Linked DNA regions of Homo sapiens: region 2 is linked to region 1. A link is an interaction called in ENCODE POLR2A ChIA-PET data of the cell type or tissue named here. Cell type or tissue: Panc1. All regions are shown on one strand.

Region 1 (4,000 bases):
GACTGAGGCAGGACAATCACTTGAACCTGGGAGGCAGAGGTTACAGTGAGCTGAGATTGTGCCACTGCAATCCAGCCTGGGTGATAAAGCGAAACTCCATCTCAAACAAAACAAAACAAAAACCACAATGAGGCCAGGCGTGGTGGCTCATGCCTGCAATCCTAGAACTTTGGGAGGCCGAGGCAGGTGGATCACTTGAGGTCAGGAGTTGAAGAACAGCCTGGCCAACATGGTGCAACCCTGTCTCTACTAAAAAGACAAAAATTAGCCACATGTGGTGGCGCACACTACCAATCCCAGCAGAATCGCTTGTGCCGAGGAGGCAGAGGCTGCAGTGAGCTGAGATCACACCACTGCACTCCAGCCTGGGTGACAGAGCCAGACTCTGTCTCTTAAAAAAAAAAAACAGTGAGATACCATCTTAACACCAGTCAGAATGGCTGCTATTAAAAGGTAAAAAAATAACAGATGCTGGTGAGGTTGCGGAGAAAAAGGAATGCTTATGCACTGTTGGTGGGAGTGTAAATTAGTTCAACCATTACGGAAGACAGTGTGGCAATTCCACAAATACCATTCACCGCAGCAATCCCATTACTGGGTATATACCAAAAACAATATAAATCGTTCTATTATAAAGAAACATGCCCATGTATGTTCATTGAAGCACAATTCACAATAGCAAAGACATGGAATCAAACTCAATGCCCATCAACAGTAGACTGGATAAAGAAAATGTGGTACATACACACCATGGAATACTATGCAGCCATAAAAAAGAATGAAATCATGTCCTTTGCAGGAACATAGATGGAGCTGGAGGCCATTATCCTTAGCAAATTAACTCAGGAACGAGAACCAAATACCGCAGGTTCTCACTTGTAAGTGGGAGCTAAATGATGAGAACACAGGGACACATAGAGGGGAACAACACACACTGGGGCTTATCAGAGGGTGGAGGATGGGAAGAGGGAGAGGATCAGGAAAAATAGCTAATGGGTACTAGGCTTAATATTTGGATGATGAAATAATCTGTACAAAAAAACTCCATAACACAAGTTTATCTATATAACAAACCTGCACATGTACTCCTGAACTTAGAAGTTAAAAATAAATAAATAAATAAATAAATAAATAAATAAACTTTCTCTGGTAATATTTTCTTGTGATAAAGGAGAGGTCATTATATTTGAATCAGAGATCAGGATTATATATATTGCCAATATTCCTCTCCTTTAAGCCAGCATTATGCAAAGGTATAAATGGTTTAGAGTTCACAATGCCTTTGACCTAGCAGTTCCACTTGTAGGAATCTATCTCAATGAAGTTATGGGACAGAGAAAGCTAAGGATGCTTATGAAAGCACGCTGAAAAAACGAAACTGCACAACCAACCAAATGTCCTGTAACAGAGAACTGGCTCAATACAAGGCTGGCACTCTCTCTGGCTGGAACGCTAAGACATAGACAAGAATTTGCTGATGGAAAAAATGGTTCACAAAATACTGTTAAGAGGAAAAATCAGGTTGTAAACCAGAATAAATAACACATCATTTGTTGTTGTTCTTTTAAGTACATAAAACACCCACGAATCCATATTTGGACAAAACCACAAATAGGTATGCCACCGTGCTAACAACGGCTGCCTCTGAGGTTACAAGTTGTTTCTGTATTCTTGATAGTTTTTTGTTTGTTTGTTTTAGACAGAGTCTCGCTCTGTCGCCCAAGCTACAGTGCAGTAGCATGATCCCAGCTCACTGCAACCTCCACCTCCCGGGTTCTAGTGATTCTCCTACCTCAGCCTCCAGAGTAGCTGGGATTACAAGCACATGCCACCACACCTGGCTAATTTTTTTTTTTTTTTTTTGGTATTTTTCGTACAGACGGGTTTTCACCATGTTGGCCAGGCTGGTCTCGAACTCCTGACCTCAGGTGATCCACCCGTCTCAGCCTCCCAAAGTGCTGGGATTACAGGCGTGAGCCACTGTGCACAGCCTATTCTTGACAGTTTTGATGTCTTAAAATGTTAAAAGAGCGTGTGTTAGTTCTGTCATTAGAATCAGGAATGGAGTCACTGCAGAGCCCACCGGGACTCCGGGTGCACAATGTAGGAGTCAGTCTTCCCAGATTCATGTAGATAAGCACAACTCTACGACTTACGTATCTAGCATTTGTTCCCGGAACGGTGAGAAGGAGAGTCCCTCCAGAGCGGCCCAGGTGTCCTCAGGCTGTCTCCAGGCATCCTTGTGCCGCGGGGCCAGCTCCATACAGCAGTGCAGGACAGGCAGGGCGCCCAGCCAGGTGTACGTCCTTGTGTCCATGCATCTTTGGCACAGGTTCACCAGGTACAGCCGCCAGCTGGAAGGGAATAAAGATCCCGCAGTGAGCTGAGCTGGCCAGGGAGTCATCTCCCTGGGAGTCTGGAGTCCCAACAGGAAGCAAGCACCGTGCACACAGAGCAAGAGGAGCACCGCGCGTGGCTGAGCAGAGTTTAACTCACGCAGGAGACAGGGCTTCCCTCAGCCCCCAGCCTAGGGCGTCAGCTCCTTTGCAGGCCCTCACCGAATCCCCACAACAAACTCCCAGGACAGGGGAGGGATCTCAGAAGCAGGGGTCCTGGCTAAGTAGTCAACGCAGGGTCCTGACTGACAGAGCTGGGGTTTGAACCCAGGCCATCTGGCAACAGTAAATCTAAATATAAAGCAACTTGTAAAATTTATTTTCATTGTTTAGAGACAGAGTCTCACTCTGTCATCAAGGCAGCGCGGTGGTGCGATCATTATAACCTCGAACTCTTGGGCTCAAGGGATCCTCCTGCCTCAGCCTCTCCAGTGCTGGAATTACAGGTGCACCACCACACCCAGCTAGCTACATTTTTTTTTTTTTTTTTTTGAGACGGAGTCTCACTCTGTTGCCCAGGCTGGAGCGCAGTGGCACGATCTTGGCTCACTGCAAGCTCTGCCTCTCGGGTTCACGCCATTCTCCTGCCTCAGCCTCCCGAGTAGCTGGGACTACAGGTGCCCGCCACCATGCCTGGCTAGTTTTTTGTATTTTTTGTAGAGACAGGGTTTCACTGTGTTGGCCGGCTCTATTTTTTATTTTAATTTTTGTTTCCCAGACTGATCCTGAACTCCTGGCTCAAGCAATCCCTCCTGCCTCAGCCTCCCAAAGCACTGGGATTACAGGTGTGAGCCATAATGCCCGGCCAAAACAACTTTTTTTTTTTTTTGAGATGAAGTCTCACTGTGTCGCCCAGGCTGGAGTGCAGTGGCACAATCTCGGCTCACTGCAACCTCCGCCTCCTGGGTTCACGTGATTCTCCTGCCTCAGCCTCCTGAGTAGCTGGGATTACAGGCATGCACCACCACGCCCGGCTAAATTTTGTATTTTTAGTAGAGACAGTGTTTCACCATGTTGGTCAGGCTGGTCTCGAACTCCTGACCTTGTGATCCGCCTGCCTCGACCTCCCAAAGTGCTGGGATTACAGGCGTGAGCCACCGTGCCCGGCCCCAAAACAACTTTTTAAACGTAAGGGTTGAGCCTATAAACAATACATGGTGAATCTCCTACAGTCAAAAGATATTAATGATTCCTCATACTTTAAGCCCCGGCACTAACTCTGTACATTGCCTTTGCCTCCACTCCTCCTCTTTGTCAAAATGTGCGGCGTTTATTTGGTTGTTTTTTATTTGTAAAACCAGGCCAGGCACAGTGGCTCATGTCTATAATCCCAGCACTTTGGGAGGTCGAGGCAGGCGGATCACAAGGTCAGGAGCTCAAGACCACCGTGGCAACATGGTGAAACCCCGTCTCTACAATAAATACAAAAATTAGCTGGAAGTGGTGGTGTGTATCTGCAGTCCCAGCTACTCAGGAGGCTGAGGTGGGAGAACCACCTGAGTCTGTGAGGCTGAAGCTGCAGTGAGCTGATTGCTCCACTGCACTCCAGACTGGGGGAACAGAGTAAGACACTGTCTCAAAACAACAAATAAATAAATGTGTAA
Region 2 (4,000 bases), 1.1 Mb before region 1:
CCTCGGCCTCAGCCTGGGGCAGAGACAGGACACAGGCACCTGCAGGCACGTGATGAATGGACTCACGCAGAGGACGGCTGCGGGACTGAGAACAAGGGAGCGTGACCCCAGAGAGAGGGACCCCTCAGGCCCGAGGGGAGGCGCACGGGGGCCCCAGGCCTTCACACAGACATATGGACAACAAAGACCCAGGTGCGGCTCCGAAGCCCTCCTTTCATGGGAGGGACCTAGAGAGGTCTGAGACCCGCCCTGGGGGAGCAGAGTGTTTGATGAGCGGCCATCCCCACCCCTGGACTCCGGGGAAGCATAGCCTGCTTCATTGTCCCCCAACCCCAGGCAGAGAGCCCCCACCCCCGCCCCGAGACTGGGGGGATACGGGGACATCTTTGCTCTTCCAGCTCTGTGGTCCCATCCCACATGATCTGCTGGTGTCTCCCCTGGGCCAGTCCCCCTCTGCCACTGGGAAGCTCTCTGAAGTCCCAGAGCCCAGTAGACCCGGAAGGCCACGAAGGCCCCCCAGCACCTGGGCCCCACCTGGGGGTCCAGAGCGTCTGCACTGCCCGTGGTGCCAGGACCCGTGGTGCCAGGACCCGTGGTGCCTCGACCCGTGGTGCCTCAGAGCAGGTCCACATCTGCCCATCCCAGTCACATCCAACGCCCCAGGACATGCTGGAGGGTGGGCGTCCACCTTCACACCAAAACCATGCAAGCCCCTGCACAGGTAGGGGTAAGTGGGGCAGCTGGACCCCCGTGCCAGGGCACAGGAGCCAAGGGCCCAGGTTTCCTAGTTCTACGGCCAGACTAAGGCCTCAAGGCCACAGAATCCCTCGATGGACACAGAGGAGAGGGCCTGGGCCTGAGGCATGAGGTGGGCCCTCAGGAGTCTCGCTGCCTGCTGCCCAGGGGGGAGGCCCCACCAAGGGTCCCAGGTACAGCCGCCTCCTCCCCAGGCCTCTGAGTCTCCGCCAGGGAAGGGGCGTGCACAGGCCATGTGCCTCCGGCAGCTCGTGCAGGCTCCTAGGACCCCCACAGGTGACACGGACGGCCACAGTGCTCCTGGGAGGGCACCGGGGCCACAACTGCATCCCCCAGTCCCACTCAACCCTCCAGCAGGGCAGGGCAACTGCCCATTTTAGAGGTAGGAGGCCTAGACTCAGGGAGGGAAGAGCAGGGGCCACCGATCCCCACCTTAGGCCGGGGCAGCTGCAGCCAAGGTGGCTTGGCAGGGCCCCATTACACACGCTCCCCTCAGCTCGGGCAGGCGCTGAGGCCAGGTGCTCTCCCGGGCCTGAAGACTGGAAGGCAAAACCCACAATGTGAAGGGCCTGAGGCAGCGCTGTTGCCTGGTGACATGAGTCCCAGGGCCATGGTCTCCCCCTCGCTGGCACAGCCCAGCCTGCTGGGGAGGTGCTTGCAGGGCCGGCCTGTGGATGGAGACGTCGCAGAGGGTGAGGCAGCTGATTCACACCCGGCCTTCTCCCTGGGCCCGATTTCCCTCTGGTCAGTGGCAAGGGGAGCAGGCCCTTGGGCGGGGAGAGGCAGCCCTCCCCAGGTGTCCCTCCTCACCCACTAGTGCTCTATGACCCAGATGAAGCCACTGGCTCTTGCTCCCAATCCTAGCTGCACCCCCGCGACCCCGCGTGGACAATCAGGGAGTCGCCTCACAGCCCCAGCCAGGGCCACGAGGTGAAAAGGAACTGGCCCCCACCCTGAGCCCGCTCCTGGCCCTCCAGAACCCTCCTTCACAGCTGTGGGCTGCCTCCCTCCATTCACACGCACTTCCCCCCTTCCCCAGGCCACTCAGCCGGCGCAGCTCCAGCCTTCGGGGGACAGGAGCCCCACCCCCACTTCTGTCTCCCACCACCTCGTGTGGCGCTAATCAGGAGAGGACAGCGCCATCTGCCAATCCCCTGGGCTCTGACACCCTTTAAGGTGTAGCGCACACAGCCTCAGGAGCCGCCATGACAACTGAAGATGCTACACGAAGGCCAGGGGATGCTGCCATGTCCCCCAGGCAGGTGCCCACGCAGCCTGTGGCCCCACGCCATGGTCCAGTGTGGGGGGAACACCTTGATTTTTAATAAAGAGACCAGAGACCCTGGCTGGGTCTCTCACCACTGCCACCTCCTAACTTAGTTTTCCCAGAGTTAATCGTTCATCTTTTCCGGTGTGGGGGTGAAATCCTAGGGGAAAAGCAGAGCTCTTCACACCCACACACGCGTGCCTGTGCGCGTCACCTGAGCGTGGATGGGCACTTATGCACTGGGGCAGGAGACGGAGGCCAGTGTGGCTCAGCCCAGCTCTGGGGATAGGAAGGGACAGAAGGACATTTCCACCCCCAGACTCAGGAGCCTGCAGTCTCCCAGGAAAGGTGGCTGATATCAGGGGAAAGGCACTGGCCCCAAACAAGCCAGCCAGGGGGGCTGGGCAGGGGCTGCTGCCAGGCTCTGTGGGACAGACCCAGGTGGGTGGTCAGGGCTGGGAGGTCATAGAAGGGGACAAGAAGGGCTGCAGGCCAAGAACAGCTCAGCTGGTGTGGGGCATGGAGGAAAGGAGAGGTGGGCATGGAGCAGTCGGGGACCCCTCTCCACTTAGGCAGAGTCACACGGGGGCTCTGAGAGGATGTGACGCCGGGATCAGAACTCCAGGGTGGCAGGGGCAGGCACTGGGGATTGTAGAAGCTGCCCAAGTAAAGGGCCAGGCAGGGGTAGGCCCCAGGAGGGGCAGGGCACGGTGGGCAGAGACGGTACTGAGGGCAGCTGAGAGGTGGGGGTGCAGGGTGGGAGCCTGGGGGGTGGGAGGCAGGTGGGGCCTGGGGTAGCCGAGCATCTAGGAACCTCTAGGACCCCAGGCGCAGAGGCCTGGGGTGGAGGTGGCCACACAGGACAGGAAGCAGTGCCCCATGCAGGCAGCGGCTTCCAGGACAACCAGACAGCCTCAGGGCAGGCCCGGGACCAGACCTGGCCCCGAGGCATTCGCCACGCACTGGAATTGATCTTGACGGGAATGTCCTCCTCCTGCCGAGCAAGAGCTCAGGAAAGGGCAAGGCCAAGTTCAGCTGGAGCCCGAGGACACGGTCCACAGCCACACAGGGGCAGCAGGAGGAAGGGGGCCGGGGAAGGCGCTGAAGGGAGGCTGAGCCACAGAGGGTCATGTGGATCTGGGGCTCTGCTCCCTCCTGCAGGTGGCCAGGAACCAGGAGCCAGGAGACGGAGGATGGAGCAGTTGGGGAGGACGTAGGGGGCAGACAGGTGCCCGTGCCAGTCACTAAGCAACCTGGCTTTCCCAGGGGCCACTGGAGTGGGACTCCTTGTGGGCCAGTTGTGAACAGTGTGAGTGTGTGTGTGCAGGTGAACACCTGCCTCATGGTGTGAGCACACAGGAGCAGGTGTATGTTGCCACATCTGTGAGTGTGAGCAGCTGTGAGCTTGGTCAGTGAACCTGTGGCTAGACCCCGCTGGGATATCCTTACTGGGGTCTGCAGAGTGGGCCTCACCCAAGAGGGGGCCACAGCTCTACGTCCACAGAGCCAGGAAACCCCTGCCAGGCGGCAATGTCTGTTCATGCCTGAGAGGGGACCTGCCCCACAGCGCAGCCCCTTCTCCCACCCACCATGGCACCCCCATCCTGGGCTCAGGTCTCTTGGGTCTCCGGTCTGGGCATCCCCCATCTCTTCTTCCCTGGATCTGCTCACTCTCACCCATGCCATGTGTTAAGAACAGGAGGCGCCCCTGGTTGCAGAAGTCTCAGGGGAAGAAAGCAAAGCTTCAACTGTGCTCCAAGGACCGGAGAGAGAGGGAGTCGCACTGAGACCCGACTTCCCTTGAAGACGCCAGCAGGCTGGTTTCTTTCTTACTTAATATGGCTAAGGCTTCTCTTTTTTGGTGGGGTACCCCAAGAAGGCACTGCCCCCCAATGTCACCCTCCGCTTCAGGGAGCCCAGCCTGCTGCTCAGAGGACCCTATTGGAAGCACACCCATCCCCCATTTCTGGAAATTTC

Evidence for each region. Peaks named below come from ENCODE experiments on the same cell type or tissue, not always from the same donor. Only the 100,000 strongest peaks of a DNase experiment are listed, where the experiment ranks them.
Region 2: POLR2A ChIA-PET joins it to region 1 with 5 read pairs; 1 of 35 experiments calls an interaction of 5 or more read pairs at or near these places.

The regions. Positions count from the first base shown.
Region 1 is chr17:80,296,675-80,300,674 of GRCh38, reverse strand. RNF213 (ring finger protein 213) reads right to left here. Exons shown (of 68, transcript NM_001256071.3): 11 at 2,157-2,354. Among named protein-coding and RNA genes, the nearest start is that of RNF213, 38 kb to the right of the region's middle. In Panc1, no CTCF peak of the experiment used is centred here; no DNase peak of the experiment used is centred here; H3K27ac peaks cover 254 bases.
Region 2 is chr17:81,407,192-81,411,191 of GRCh38, reverse strand. All of the region lies in intron 2 of BAHCC1 (BAH domain and coiled-coil containing 1), which reads right to left. Among named protein-coding and RNA genes, the nearest start is that of MIR4740, 8.4 kb to the right of the region's middle. RefSeq lists a silencer at 1,789-2,083. In Panc1, no CTCF peak of the experiment used is centred here; no DNase peak of the experiment used is centred here; H3K27ac peaks cover 2,895 bases.